2 separate regions of the Mus musculus genome follow, and region 1 is linked to region 2. The links are chromatin loops, found by intact Hi-C in ENCODE. Cell type or tissue: left cerebral cortex. All regions are shown on one strand.

The links. Hi-C counts contacts between places; a loop is a spot of excess contacts. Peaks named below come from ENCODE experiments on the same cell type or tissue, not always from the same donor. Only the 100,000 strongest peaks of a DNase experiment are listed, where the experiment ranks them.
Region 1: a loop joins it to region 2, with 2.8 times the contacts of the local background. A loop is called at or near these places in 3 of 42 quality-filtered maps.

What each region holds. Positions count from the first base shown.
Region 1 is chr12:83,797,630-83,805,629 of GRCm38, reverse strand. Numb (NUMB endocytic adaptor protein) reads left to right here. Exons shown (of 10, transcript NM_001136075.2): 6 at 1,646-1,850; 7 at 4,324-4,617; 8 at 5,973-6,122. Among named protein-coding and RNA genes, the nearest start is that of Gm46367, 21 kb to the left of the region's middle. In left cerebral cortex, a CTCF peak has its summit at 4,510 (motif pointing right); DNase peaks (open chromatin) are centred at 4,493, 5,984, 6,229 and 7,119; H3K27ac peaks cover 1,631 bases.
Region 2 is chr12:83,709,547-83,717,546 of GRCm38, reverse strand. It overlaps Psen1 (presenilin 1), which reads right to left. Exons shown (of 12, transcript NM_001362271.1): 4 at 4,993-5,243; 5 at 2,642-2,783. Among named protein-coding and RNA genes, the nearest start is that of Psen1, 25 kb to the right of the region's middle. In left cerebral cortex, a CTCF peak has its summit at 3,590 (motif pointing left); DNase peaks (open chromatin) are centred at 567, 1,053 and 3,589; H3K27ac peaks cover 1,052 bases.

The DNA of each region.
Region 1 (8,000 bases), 88 kb before region 2:
TATGTATGTGTGTATGTGTGTGTGTATAGGAGACCTCCAAGCCCCACCTCTACAGTGACACACTTCCTCTAACAAAGCTCCACCTCCTTTCATAAGGTCACACCTCCAATAGTGTTACTTCCCATGGACCAAGCATATTCAAACCACCACAGAAGGCGTGAGGGGAAGGCTGCTCCCGCCAACACTGGAAAAAGGGAAAAGCAAGGCTTTCCTAGTCCCTTTGTTTATTTATTTGTTTTCAAGACAGGGTTTCTGAGTGTGTAGAACTGGCTGTCCTGAACTCAATACCAGGCTGGCCTCTAACTCACAAAGATCTGCCTGCCTCTGCCTCCTGAGTGCTGGGAATAAAGGCGTGCCCACTAGGTTTAGCACTTGAGTCCCGTATAATCTGGAGTTTTAAAGTTTGTAAACCCTCCATCCCTGACTTGTTAGCAATGTAGTCAAGCTCCTGAAATTCCTTCCTCTCCAGTGGCTTCTTAGAATGGGCTGGCAAATATTCCTGTTATTCCCCCTTTAAAAAGCAACTGGAGGGCTGGTGAGATTGCTCAGTGGGTAAGAGCACCCGACTGTTCTTCCGAAGGTCCGGAGTTCAAATCCCAGCAACCACATGGTGGCTCACAGCCATCCCTAACGAGATCTGACTCCCTCTTCTGGAGTGTCTGAAGACAGCTACAGTGTACTTACATATAATCAATAAATAAATCTAAAAAAAAAAAAAAAAAAAAGCAACTGGAGGGCTGGAAAAAATGGCTCAGTAATGAAAAGCACATATTGCTTTTAGAGAGAACCTCCTCCTAATCCTGACCCTGAGTTCTGTCCCCAGCACCCAAGTCAAATGTAGCCAGTCGTTTACTAGTTTGTGGATTCTTTCTTCTTCCACCCTTCTCTACCCTTTTTCTACCCTTTCAGTCCCCTAACAGTAGATAGGAGAGAGAAAAGGATAGAGGGGAAAGGGGGCAATGTTATCCATAGACTACTTCCTGCTGATTAGGGGTGTCAAGTTCCTTGGGTAAGATTGATCTCTGCCATTATGATACCTAATTTATTCTTTCTTCTTTGCACGCAGCTGCTTAACAAACCACAGCCAACAGCAACTAACCAACAGTCCACCTCTCAGGGTTCTAGCATTTATGTACCCTCTGAAAACTTCCCAGAATTCCAAGTGTCACAAAATTACAGAAACTGTCTGCAGCTGGCAAAATCACCCTCCTGCTCGAGCATGAGGCAAATCATAGTCATCTGCTATGGACAATTTGAGGCAGGCCCAGATCCCACACCTGGGATAAAAGAAAAGCACATTCCTGTTTCTTGTGTTTTTAAAAAAGAAAACAACATTCTCACTTCAGTCAAGCATCTCACAACCTCCTGAAACTTCAGCTCCAGGGTGATCCAACACCTCTGGCCTTTGAGGTGTTCACTCAAAGTTATCTGTATTCACGTGCACAAGAAAACAAGCGCGCACGCGCGTGTACACACACACACACACACAGAGAATTAAAAATTAAAGGGAAATTGGAGACTTAGATATAAAGACAGTTTGTCTGGCATGTTAACTTTAAACTGTAATTTACAGCAGCTGTGTTTGTATGTAGTTATTTGTGCTGTAACTCTCTCTCATAGAGCTTTCAAAACCTGCTCTCTACAGGGGGAAAGACTGAGCCACGCCGTGGGCTGTGCTTTTGCAGCCTGTTTAGAGCGTAAACAGAAGCGGGAGAAGGAGTGTGGCGTCACTGCTACTTTTGATGCCAGTAGAACCACTTTCACAAGAGAAGGATCATTCCGTGTCACAACTGCCACTGAGCAAGCCGAAAGAGAGGAGATCATGAAACAGTTGCAAGATGCCAAGAAAGGTACAGTGTGTTCTACTGTAATGTGTTTATTTAATTCAGGTTTTCTCAACAGGTTTATAGACATGTGTCTTACAGACTGAAGGAACCCTTGGATTGCAGGTGAAGCTCAGTGACAGAGCATTCCCACATGTTCAAGGTCCTGGCTTCTATTTTTAGCATTCCCAATCCCTGCCCACACCATGCACTCAAAGACATATTCCTTAGCAATACATGAAGACCTTAACGACAAAACTAAAAATCTTACAAAAGTGCCTTCTTTAGACTGGCTTAAAAACCGTTTATGCTGTTCATTATAGTACGTCCTAAGGAAGGTGAGAGAGAAGTTGAAGAAGTGCAGAGAAACATCCCTTGTTCCCTGCCCATTCCTGTCCCTGGAACAGATTTAATTCTGATGCACTCTCTCTCTCTCTGTGAGACATAAATACCATCAAAGACTTAAGACCTGGGGAGAAAGCATAGCCCTGGGGTTTAGGGATACAAAGGGCACACTAGTTATGATGTGGTCGAGAGTTAATGGTGATACTGTGCCTGTTACAGGACTGGTATAATAATCCTGAGTCACAAAAGTGGCTTTGGGGTTTTTGCATGTGTCTTTGTGTGTGTGATATGAGTGTTGGTGTTTTTACATTTGTATGAAGGTTCATATATGTGTGTGAGAGTGTGCAGAAGCCAAAGCCAAAACCACAAGTCATCTTCACTAGCACTCTATTCTTTTTTTATATAACTTTTTAAATTTTGTTTGTTTGTTTGTTTTTGTTTTTGTTTTTGTTTTTCAAGACAGGGTTTCTCTGTGTAGCCCTGGCTGTCCTGGAACTCGCTCTGTAGACCAGGCTGACCTCAAACTCAGAAATCCACCTGCCTCTGCCTCCCAAGTGTTGGGATTAAAGGCGTGCGCCACCACTGCCCAGCAACTTTTTAAATTTAAATTTTTGTGTTATGGGAGTTTTGCCTGCATGTATGTGTGTGTGTGCCACATGTGTACCTCGTACCTTTAGAGGCCAGAAAAAAGTGGTAGACTCTGGAACTGGAGGTACAGGTGGTTGTAATCCACTGTGTAGGTACTTAGAATTGAACCCAGGTCCCCTGGAAGAGCAGCCAGTGTTCTTAATCACTGAGCCATCTCTCCAGCTCCTCCACCTTATTCATAAGACAGAGTCTCTCAGTTCAACCCAGAGCTCACTGATTTGGATAGTCTAACCTGGCTAGCTTGCTTTAAGGATCCCCCCTGTCCCTTCTTTAGTGTTGGATCCCAAGTGAACTACCATGCCCAGGAGGCATTCTCTTGAGTCCTGAGGATCCAAGCTCCAGGCCTCAGACTTGGCAGAGAAAGCACTTCCCTTGCTTAGCTATCTCCTCAGCCTGTGAACCACAAGTTTTTTCTTAGATTTATAGTACCAGATATGACCCTCCTCCTTTGGAAAGGGCCCCAAATCCAATTAGAAAGTAGTTGGTTACCCTCACAATAGATTTTGCATTGTTTAACCAGTGGGCACATCTTGCCTAACCAGCCACTATTTCTGCTTGTAGGGTCCACACCTAGGTAACACTCTATGACAGTTTCCCCAGAAGCCTACATAGCATCTTGTGCTTTAAAGACTAGACAGTAGGAAGAAAGCCTCCAGCATAATTCTAACTTGATCTCTGGACCTATGCCAGATCATGTGTGTTTGGCAATAGGATTTTGCCATCCAGATAGCTCATCATTCTTTTTTTTGTTTTTTTGTTTTTTTTGTTTTGTTTTGTTTTGTTTTTTCGAGACAGGGTTTTTCTATGTAGCCCTGGCTGTCCTGGAACTCACTTTGTAGACCAGGCTGGCCTCGAACTCAGAAATTTACCTGCCTCTGCCTCCCGATTGCTGGGATTAAAGGCGTGCACCACCACGCCAGGCTATCATTCTTTTTTTTAGATTAATTTTCATTTTAAATTTGTATACATTAGGGGAGGTATGTGATATGTAAGTACAGGTACCTATGGACTTTGTGCAAGGACTCCATTGGAGCTGGGTTGTGTCTGAAGATTATTTACACTGGACAGTGGTGGAGCACTTGGAAGGCAGAGGCGGGCAGATTATAAATTCAAGGCCAGCCTGGTCTATAGAGTAAGTTCTAGGACAGCCAGGGCTAAACAGAACTGTGTCTTGAATCCCCCCACCCCTCAAAAAAAATGTATTTATTTGTTTTATGGGTATTTTGTCTGTTTGTATGTCTGCATACTAGAAGAGGGAATTGGGATCCCATGGTAGTAGTTACTGTTTGCTGTGAGCATTTATGTAGATGCTTGGAATTCTGTCTTAATAGAGTATAAAGCAACCAGGGTATTGTTAAACCGTCATCTGTCAGAATGTATTAGATTTGAATATGGGAAAGTGCATGAGTTAAAGAATGAGAAGGCTTCTGAGCTCTCAGCTCTGTGAACTCAGGATATTTGAAGGTCACTAATGAGGTCTAAGGTCTTTTACTTTGGTTTTCTTGAGCTGAGACAGACAAGACAGTTGTTGGTCCATCAGTGGCTCCTGGCAACACTGCTCCATCCCCATCCTCTCCCACCTCTCCCACTCCGGATGGCACTGCATCTTCAGAGATGAACAATCCCCATGCTATCCCACGCCGGCATGCACCAATTGAACAGCTTGCTCGTCAAGGCTCTTTCCGGGGATTTCCTGCTCTTAGCCAGAAGATGTCACCCTTTAAACGCCAGCTGTCCCTACGCATCAATGAGTTGCCTTCCACTATGCAGAGGAAGACCGATTTCCCAATAAAAAACACAGGTACTGTGCTCTAGCTCCGTCAGAAGCAACACAAATCCCTTTAAGTTAGTCATGCCTGTCTCTCTGAAACTATTATAGTGCGTGTCATTTCATATGAGCACAAACTAGGGTCATGAGTAGTTAATTTCTCTTCCATCAGTAGTGACAGTGGAATTTCTAGCCTGAACTACAAGGTCCGTGGTTTGTCCTGACACGGGTGTACTCTCTCTCAGCTAGCCTATTTCTTTACATAAAAAGTTCCAAATTTCCATTCTTTCTGTGCTCATAGGACCCCAGAGAATTAAATAGGCTTTAGAAACATTTACAGGTTAATAGCAGCACTGTCAAAGGAACAGAAGAAATGGGTAAGTGTCCCTTGTATATGTGAGAGGTTGGCTTCCTGGGGAAGAAACTCTAAATGGCTCTTATACAAATCTAAGGTCTAATGTTCATCAGGAGCAGGTGGCCGCTCATTTATTCATGGCTGCTGTGTATCCTCAGTTCAGCTGAGCCAATCTGTAAGCTCTATCCTTATCATACGCGCTACAGCTAAAATGTTAGATCTGGTTGGTGCTTTTACTGGCCCTATCTATTACCCTTCCCTCTGAGACGAGACATGCTGTCTCCATAACTGACCAGGAGGAAGCTCTGGCTCAGTAGACACTCCTGACAACACTGTACAAGCGCAGAGAAGACAGGCCTGTGCGCAGTAGAACTCGGCTTAGAGAACAGTTGGAGTTAGGTGATGATGGCAAGGCTCTCAGCTCTCAGCACCCTCAAAACAACTGTAGGTGCTTCAAGTACCTCGTTGCAGTCTCCCTCTGGGGCAGATGCAGCACAGAATCTTTCTCTCTTCACAGATGAGCAAAGGTTCAGTACACATAAACTGTTTGCTCAGAAATGAGGAAATGTTCTCAGAGCCCTGTCCTGCCTCCTCCATCCCCTCTCCCCCCAGAATCTCAAAGTCTTTAGCATCCTACATTTCAGCTCTAGAATTGATTGGGTTGTAGCTTCTGGGAACTGGTTGAAAGTTAAAATAGGTTGCAGAGATCTTCCAGAAAGACCCAGCTATACAAAAAAGCCTCACATTAAAAAAAAAAAAAAAAAACCACCAAATTCCCAACAAAGTCTCAAAGAGAGATAGATTAGGGATTTGCAGAGAAAGATGATCTTAGTGCATGAGTTACTGATGTTTTCTACTTTCCTGTCTGAAAGTTGAGGTATTAATTTACTGAAGCTGATTGTGTAGCCTGACAGTTGAGACTTGTCCTTCGGCAAGGGAAAGAGCTAAAGTGAGAACTGGCAGCCCACACTGTACCGTCATATTTCAGGACTCCTCTCTTTCCTGTCTGGAACCATTTCCTTTTGCCTTGCAGTGCCCGAGGTGGAAGGAGAGGCCGAGAGCATCAGCTCCTTGTGTTCCCAGATCACCAGTGCCTTCAGCACGCCCTCTGAGGACCCCTTCTCCTCCGCCCCAATGACCAAACCAGTGACATTGGTGGCACCACAGTCTCCTGTGTTACAAGGTAGGTGACCTCTGACCTCAGTTTTTCTCTTTAAAACTAATCCTGTGAGCATGCTTCTCCTGAACTGAAGTTGGCATCCTGAGCTTGCCAGCATCCCTCGTTTCCCTGTCAGTCACATCTTTGGGCTTTTGTTCTCTTGTCTAAGCTGTCCGCTTTTCATCATTTGGCATGAATTCATCTGTCTACGCATCCGAGAAAGTCTCTGTAGCCTCCACTCACTGCTTTATTTGCCTCTTGACCTACGGAACAGAACAGCTGTCAAGATTGGTTTAAGCTCTGTGATTCTCCACCAAGGACAATTTGGCCACCTCAGGGAAGATTTGGTATTCATTGTATGGAGACATTTTGGGATTATTATAGCATTCGAAGTACTGCCAAAAATCCTTCAACATGCAAGACAGCACCTACAACAAATTACCATCCATCCCAAAATGCCAGTGGTGTTAACATTGAGACCTAGACCTACCTTCTCTCTACTGAGATTCATAAAGTAGAAGCCTCTCTTCTGGCTCACTGGTTCATTCTGTGGTCTCTAAATTGGCTTTTGTGACAATAGAGTTACTTCAGGGTTGGAGTTGGTGCCATTCCCCCTAACCCCCAGTATGCTAAATTAAATTCCCAGCTCACAGGTCAGTGAATCAGTGGCTCTGACAATTGCCCATTCCCATGTCTTTTGAGAACTTTTCAAGTAGAAAGGGCTGCACTACAGGACAGTGCTGTTACCCCTGGAAGAAGCTGCCATAACTCTTTGTTTTGCTTCTGGGTCTCAATCTTTTGACATACTTATAGTCATGTGTCCTTTGTATCATCGCACAGCTTTCCTTCTCATCTAACAGACATTTGTAGTACTAGAAAAAGTAAACTTGATAAACAGTGCCTGACACACTGGGAAATGCTCACATGTTGTCTTATTTAATCTTCAAATAGTTCTTTAAGGTAACCATTACAAAGAAGACTGAGGCTCGGATAGGCTGAGTGAATTGTGCAAGCTGTGCAGCTGGGATTTAAATTCAGATCTTCCTGCCCCACTTACATCCCACTGCCGTCTGCTTGTAGGGCACTGGTTATAGAACCTGAACGGAGCGATGTCCTTTGTCTTTAGGGGGCTTCCAGTCTCTAGCTGTTGTAGTTTTGTTGTTGTTTCATAGCCCCAGGTAAACAATACCAATACCCTGACCCAGTGTGGTTGTCCAGTGCTAAAGGGACATCATCCATGCTAAACATGATGGAAAGCTGGAATATAGACTAGAGACTGATAAAGGAAGAGGCCTGAGGAGATGAGGAGAGGAAGCCCAGCTCTCTGGATATTATGAATATTACATGGGGAAAAGACAGAGATAGCAGCAAATGGCAAATGTATTAAAGTAAATGGAAACACATATCATATGATTTTTTTTTTTTACTAGTTGTATAGGCAAACTGTAGACCCTTCATTCATGGCCTCCATTTCTGAAGTTTCAATTGCCTGTGGTTAATTACTATCTCAAAACATTAAATAGAAAATTCCAGAAACAAAAAATTCATGTTTTAAATAAGTTTATTATAATATGTTCTTACAGTAATTATTAGCCTCTCGGTGTACCAAGCTTATAAATTAAGCTTTATCCTAGGTTTGAATGCATAGGTAAAAACACAGTATTATACCGGGAGCTATCTGGCTTTAGGCATCTGTAGAACACATTGGAACTCCTTCCCTAATCCCAGATTTATGAGACTTTAGAAAGAGTTGAATTTGGTGTATATAAAATAGTGTTATCTTGATGCTGAGAACATACTAAGAAATTATTATACTTAACCCATTGTTATTGTTGGCCTGATTTGATCTTTTAGAAAAGTGTAGAACAAGATGCTTTATCTACTTAATTTTAAGCCAAAGCC
Region 2 (8,000 bases):
AGGCAGGCAGATTTCTGAGTTCGAGGCCAGCCTGGTCTACAGAGTGAGTTCGAGGACAGCCAGGGCTACACAGAGAAACCCTGTCTCAAAAAAGAAAAAAAGAAAAGAAAAAAGTCTGTCCTTTGCCTCACTGGCTCGCTCGTCAGACCCCGGCTCAGTTGTTTTTACTTTGCTACTGAGTGCTACGCTCATCTTTTCTGGCGAGCAGATGTGTGCTGCAGGAAAAGTCTGTCACACAACATGGAAGGAGAGAAATGACTCCTGCAAACTCACCTCTGACTTCTACATATGAAGCATGGAACATACATGTCCACATGACATACACTATATAAACTTAATTTTAAAAAAATTTAAGGTTAGATCTGAGGGTACAAAATTAATCCAGAGAGTAAGTGATTTTGTTTCAAAGGTTTTTTTTTTTCCTTATGTGTATGCATGGTTTCCCTGTGCATGTGTGTATATGTATGCAGTAAGTGCCATTTGTGCCTGCCACCCCAGGAGCCAAAAGAGGTTGTTGTTGGATCCCCTGGAAACAGAGTGAGGAACGAATATGAGCCAAGACGTGGGAGTAGGAAACTAAATTCATCGGTTTCATGTCCTCTGCAAGAGCAGCCAGTGCTCCTACGGATAAACCATTTCTCCAGCCCTAATCAGGGCTCTCTGAGAAACAAAGGAGGGGAAAGCCTCCAGAGTCTGGGACTGGGTTGTGAGCCTGAGGGGAACTGCAGAGGAGGAAAGGAACCAAGGTCAGAACGCACACTAACAAGCCAATGGCGAGAGGATCCAGAAAAACCAAGTTTGCAAAGGCAGCGGATAGAACTAGGGAAGTATTGCCAAGCAGATAAACAGATTCCATGGGGGCGCCAAGGACCATGGCCTTTAGGAAAGAAGGACTAGGTTTGAGAGGAATTTTACATAATGCCTGTCAGTCAATCAAGGCCAAATTCTGAACGCGAATTCCCAAACTGATTCATTAGTCTCTGACCCACAGCAACTGTGACCCTGCCCCCACGCCTCATCTGGACAGCTGGGAAAGTAGGAGGTGTGCGCATGCACTGCTCGTGAGATGCCAAATGAAACACGGAGTACGCACATAGTCCATACAGTTGGCTTATTGTCATCAACAGATCAGTGCAGGAAAAACTGAAAACAGAGGCAAGGAGAGGTAGTTTACAGATGGTGGCCTCTTTCTCCATATGGAATGTAAAAGTACACAGAAACTAAGTAACTTCCCAAGATTACTAGGAAAAAAAACTCTCAGGAAATTCAATGCTGAGTCCACACCTCTGTATGTAGTACACAGGCAACTTTGAAAAATGAAAGGCAGGAAATCTGGAAGTGGGGGAGAATAAACGTGGAAGAAGGCAGAATTCTACCCCCAATAAAATCGTAAAAGGAGGCAAAAGAACAAGCCTGGTCCCTAATCAGCTGAGGTCCAGGATGTGTCCACTAAGGCCAAGAAAGGGACCAGGAGGTAAAGACTGGCAAGCAGACAGACACAGGTGCAGTGAGACGTGCGGAGAAAACCGCTGCACAACACGCTATTTGTCAGGTGGTGGCGGCGCAGATCTTTAATCTCAACGCTGGGGAGGCAGAGGCAGGTGAATCTTTTGAGTTTGAGACCAGCCTGGTCTACAGAGTGAGTTTGAGGCCAGCCAGGGCTACACAGAGAAACCCTGTCTCAAAAAACAAAACAAAACAAAACAAAACAAACCCCAAAGAAAAATCTAGGAGAAAATAATGTAGACAGAGAGTAAACTTCAATACGGAGAGTTAACATTTACTGTTCCTACTACTGAGGACGACCTGAAGATTCCATGACCAGTATTGATTTGTTGATTTTCTGAGGTTTGAGTATGAAGCATGTGCTGGGTGGCTGAGGTCCAGGACGCAGTTGCTTACTGAGGGAGGGAGGGAGGGAGGGAGGGAGGGGAGGAGGAGGGGGAAGGAGGGGGGAGAAGAGAGGGAGAAGAGAGGGGAGGAGAGGGAGAGAGGGGGACAGGCTGGGAGGCTGGGCCTGCATCTCTGCTGCAACTTCTCCCTGTGCCCATTGACCAAGGTAAGAAGCAGGGCTGCTCTGAGAGACTAAGCAAATGATGCTGGTTCTCAAGTGAGGGGCCAGTCACTACTGCGTTCAGTAGCAGCATCTGAAGGTGGCTTATGGGGCACTTAAATTCTATAGCACTATTTGTTAAGGACAATATATACAAAAGTCTTTGGAATGCCATAGGCACACTATAAATCAAAATACTGAAAACATGTGACCTTACATGAAAACACCTGTTTTCCATGTATGTCTTCTGGTACTTTCAACATGCTTCAGAATAAAAGGAAAAATAACTTAGATCCAAAATATAAGACACTTCCTCTTTGCTAGACCAAGTCAAGACAAGGAGGCTGTGAAGGGGCTCAGAACGTGACGCTTACAAGCTTGGAGATTTGATATCCAAAACCCAAGCAAAGATGGAAGGAAAAGATGCATTCCACAAAGTGGTCCTACCAACTGCACACGCACACTCTGACATGCACAGGCCTGCATACACATCTCCCCCGCCCCCAACTCTCCCACCCTTCCCCTCCCACACACACAAGGACAACCCATAGGCAGGTCAAGGCGGACAGCAGACTGCCTCGTGCTCACCTTGTAGCACCTGTATTTATACAGGACCACCAGGAGGATGGTCATAATGACAATGACACTGATCATGATGGCCGCATTCAGGATCGAGTGCAGGGCTCTTTGGCCTACAGTCTCAGTGTCTTCTGTGAATGGGGTGTAGATTCTACAGAGGGAAACAAAACACCAGAGTGTTAATGCATATGTCAAACAGCACACTCTTAAAACTGTAATTCACTGTGAGGTCTGCGGTTTAATGAGTCTTTTAGAAGGTGCCTTTTGCAGGTCATCAGTCAACCAAGGATATTTTTATTTGGTTGGTTAGTTTTTGACACAGAATCTAATAAGAAACCCCAAGCTAGCTTGGAACTCACCATGTAGCCCAGGCTGTACTTGAACACGTGATCTTCCTGCCTTTGAATTCCAAGTGTGGAGATTGTGGTCTGTACCACCCTAGCTCTAGGTAATATTTTTTTTTAAATGGTTTTAGAGCTTTGTTGTAGAAATGCAGGGGAAAGAGAGAAGGTAGAAAGAGAGAGAGAGGCCGGCCATGGCCATGTGGAGAGAGAGGGGAAGGGAGAGAGAGAAGGAGGGCTAGAGAGTAAGAAAGGTGAGGGCTAAAGAGAGGGAGGAGGGGTGAAGCAGCACTCAAATAATATTTTTAAATGTAGGCATATATTTTTATTTTAAATTGTGTGTGTGTGCATTGCGTGAATGTGGGCAGATGTTCATGAAGGGCAGAGGCACCCAATCCCTGAAGCTGGTTATGAGCTCTCTGACGTGGGTGTTATGGACCCCTCAGTACATCCACAAGAGTGGTGCACCCTCTTAACTGCTAAACCATTTCTCCAACCCTGTACCCAATAGTTTTTAGCTTAAGAAAAATAGCTATCCTCTAAAATAACGTCTTCTGAGTAAGAGGAAATAGACTATGAAGAGATGAACTCACAGGTAGGCACTGGCTCCATCTAGTGGATGCTTTGTTCTGAAATAATGATCTCACCCAAGGTTTTCTCCATAGCTTAATAGACTCTGTTAAATAACCAGATGCTGCCACAGTAACTACTAAGGCTGGACAACAGTTATTAGAGAGAGGTCACAGGGTTTAAGCAATGGTTTTTTATCTCTAGGGTGACCATTATTGGAGTTGTCTTCTCGTATTTCATTTACATAAAAATACCTTTTTTAAAAATATTTATTTTATTTATATGAGTACACTGTAGCTGTCTTCAGACACACCAGAAGAGTGCATCAGATCCCATTACAGAAGGATGTGAGCCACCATGTGGTTGCTGGGAATTGAACTCAGGACCTCTAGAGGAGCAGTCAGTGCTCTTAACTGCTGAGCCATCTCGACAGCCCCACATAAAAATGCCTTAATTCCAAGTGCCAAGGCTTCCAGCACAATGACCTTACTTCTGCCCTTACAGCAGGTGTGGCCATGAGACTGCATAGTGACCAAGGAACTCTGAACAAGCTATAGAGGTAGTTCCTGCAGGGAGTGCTCTCGGCTACATGATGCCTATGTCCCCTTCTCAACTCCCTCCTGCTGTCAAATGAAAACTGAGGCTCTAGTCTGGACCCTAAGGAAATCTAGGACCTAAGCTGAAGAGAGGAGCACACATGCTTTGTGAATAAAAGACCCGGATACCAATCTGGACTGCCTACCCCTGCACTGCTCTGTGGGAGAAAGAGGAATGTCATTTGAGTTTCTATAACAGTCTCGTAAAACAGGGTATGGTGGCACACACCTGTAATCCTCACACTCAGGAGGCTGAGGCAGGATCAGAAAGTTGAGACTAGCCAAGACTACACAGTGGATTCCAGACTAGCCTGAGAAACAGTGAAAACAGGCTGTTATGAGAAATACTAGGATCTACTCCCAGTAGATGAAGGCAGTTGTCTTTAAAGACTTAACACACAAGCCAAGATAGGGACCATAGGAATGTGGTTGCTTTGCTGTGTCGCTCAGCCTGGCCTGGAATCTGCATCAGCACAAGATGGACTTGAGTTCCTGACTGACCCGTCTCACTGCCAAGTGATTAGGCATATGCCATCATGCTTGTGTCTCAATCACCACATGGTGGTCCCCCAAAGCCATGGTTCCTAAACCTCTAAACTTCCATGAGCCATTTGCTAAGTGCTAGGATTTCAGGCCCTGCTACCATGTCTGCTGGCTCACAAGTAAGAATTCAAAAGGTTAGAACTAAAACAACAACAACAACAAAACCAAGACATCACATCATCACTGCCATCATCCCCACTGCCTCTGGCCATCAGGAAAGATGGAAGATGGTCCACAGATCTTTGAGAGGATAACAACAAGCTACGAGGAAAAGCCACACCAGCCCAGAGAACGAAGCACTTATACATACAGCTGACCGTCCTTCCGGGTATAGAAGCTGACTGATTTGATGGTGGCCACGACGACGACCATGCAGAGGGTCACGGGGACAAAGAGCATGATGACATGCTTGGCTCCATATTTCAATGTCAGCTCTTCGTCTTCCTCCTCATCTTGTTCCACCACCTGTCTTGAGTTACTCTGGGGCCGCCCATTAGATATTGGCTCAGGGTTGTCAAGTCTCTGCCTGTCATGCTGCTGCTGCCGTTCTTGGCTGTCATTCTAAAGAACGAGAAATGCATTCAGTAAGCCGGACTCTCAGCACAAGGCATCCTGGAAGACATACACCTGGGATGTGTGGTAACGGCTCCACCAGGACTCCTTACAGACAGTGCTAATGTCTGGATTATTATTTACTGCTGTCCCCGAGGAAGCCAGGCCCTCCCTCCCGCTTACCTGGGTCCTGGCTCACTTCACCCCTCCTTCTATTCTCCTCCTCAGGCAACCATTCCCCCCTTTGGAGGCTTGGCTTAAATACTATATACTTGTACCAACACTTCTTCTTTATGATTTCTTTATTTTGTGTATAGGTGTTTTTCCTCCATACATTTCTATGCACCACACATACACCTATGTCTACAGAGGCCAGAAGAGGGCATCAGATGATCCCCTGGAACTGGAGTTAAAGATGGTTGTAAGCTGCCATGTAGGAATTGGGAATTGAACTTGGGTCCTCTGGAAGAGCAAGTGCTCTTAACCACCACAGAGCCAACTTTCCGCCTCCAAATGTTCTTCATGCAGCTACAAACTTAGTAATCTCATCTTTTCAAATTCATGAAGTACTCCCTACCTGATTTTAGTATTGTTGTTGTTATTTTAATTTTCCCAGACAAGGTTTCTCATGTATTCCAAGCTGTCCTGGCTATAGTCTCATTCTGTAGACCAGGCTGGCCTCGAACTCCAAGATCTACCTGCCTCTGCCTCCCGAGTGCTGGGACTCATTATTAATAGTACTTTAAAAAGCATATAGTGGTGTTCAAGATATCTCTCCATATTCTTTCTCACAACACCATGTAAGACTACAATTATGGGGCTGGAGAGATGGCTCAGTGGTTAAGAGCACTGACTGCTCTCCTGAGCTCAGTTCCCAGCAACCACATGGTTGCTCACAACCATCTGTAATGGGATCTGATGCCCTCTTCTGATGTGTCTGAAGACAGCTACATGGTATTCATATGCATAAAATAAATAAATTGTTTTAAGACTACAATCACTTTTTAAAATTGCTTAGTTAAAAAAAAAAAAAATCTCCCAGCCAGGCATGGTAGCCACATCTTTAATCCTGACATTTGGGAGTTTAATGTCAGCCTGTTTGTAGTGAGTTCCAGGCCAGCCAGAACTACCCAGAGGGACCCTAACTCCAAACCAAACCAAACAAGCACTCTCCTCAACAGCACGCAGGCCTTCAATAACTCCCACGTTCCCGGTCCTCATCTTCCCGCCCTCACTAAGCCTGAGAAAGAACGTAAATGCTAGATGGATGGACTGAATGAATTTATAATCTTTTTTAAAATCCCACTTTCCTTGGATAAACCCAGGTCTCATCCTGTTATAGTCATTCTTTTAAAAAACAAAAAAACCCTTTTTATTGACTCTTTATGAGTTTCAGATTATGCACCCCAGTCCCACTCATGTCTGTCTTTCCGTATTTGCCCTCCAATCTCGCAAACTCCCCTGCAAAAGAAAATAAAACAAAGACTCTCCCAGGGACGCTGTGGAGTGTCCCACAGTATATATACCCCTTTGCCCCAACAGCTTCACTTGCAAATGTTCATTGCACGAGTCTTTGGTCTGGCTCGAGGCCTCTGGCTTCTGCTACACTATCAACACTGGACGCTCACTGGGAGTCCTCTTAAACATCCTGTTGTCGCCCTGTGTCATGAAGTCCTGCAGCTTTGGCTTTGCAGGGCTGACCCCGTCACGTGTTTCAGCAGCTCACACAGGAGCTGTTATGCTCATTTTTGCTGTGCTTAGCTTCCTGTCCCCGTGCTAAAAACTGACCCCAGAGCTCCATACATGCTCAGCAAGAGCTTTTCCATTACCAAACTAGGTCTCAATTCCCGGCTTTACTGTGTTTTTAAGTGTATGTGTGGGTGGTGGTGGTGGTGGTGGTGGTGGTGGTGGTGGTGGTGGTGTGTGTGTGTGTGTGTGTGTGTGTACAGATACTTGGGTACATATGATGATATGTGAAGGCATGTGACCTTATCCAATGATCCATCTCATTGGCCCCTGGCTTTTTCTCATTTTTTAAATTTATTTTGGTATTTTTAAATTCATTTGTTAAAACAAATTTTTCCAATGGTAAAATGAATAAAAAGAACAGTAACAGAGCTGGTGAGACGGCTCAGAGGGCAAAGGGACTTGTTGGCAAACCTAACAATCAATTCCCTGAAACCACATGATGGAAGGAAAGCCAACTTCCAGTGTTAATAGTTACTGTTGGTAAACAGTACCTGATTAAGCTAAGTTCTTTCAGGAAGGTGATTGAAAACACAACCTGCCTTCAAATCAATCTCTCTCTCTCTTATTTTTTTTGTTTTTGTTTTGTTTTTCGAGACAGGGTTTCTCTGTATAGCCCTGGCTGTCCTAGAACTCACTCTGTAGACCAGGCTGGCCTCAAACTCAGAAATTCACCTGCCTTTGCCTCCCAAGTGTTGGGATTAAAGGCGTGTGCCACCACTGCCCAGCTTTCAACTACAGAGTGTGACTATTACTGTGGAGTCTTACCGCCACTCATTAGCAGCACACTCCATGGGCACATGGCTCAGCAAATAACGGTGCCTGCCACCCATCGGTCCAAGTCTGACAACCCCAGCTTCATCTCTGAAACCCATATAAAGGTGGGAGGAGAAAGACTCCACAACGCTGTCCTCGGACCTCCAGACACATGAGCGCGTGCGCACACACGCACACAATACTAATACACTCCACATTCAGTAACAGCATAAAATTATTTCTATAAAACAGGGACTATGACAT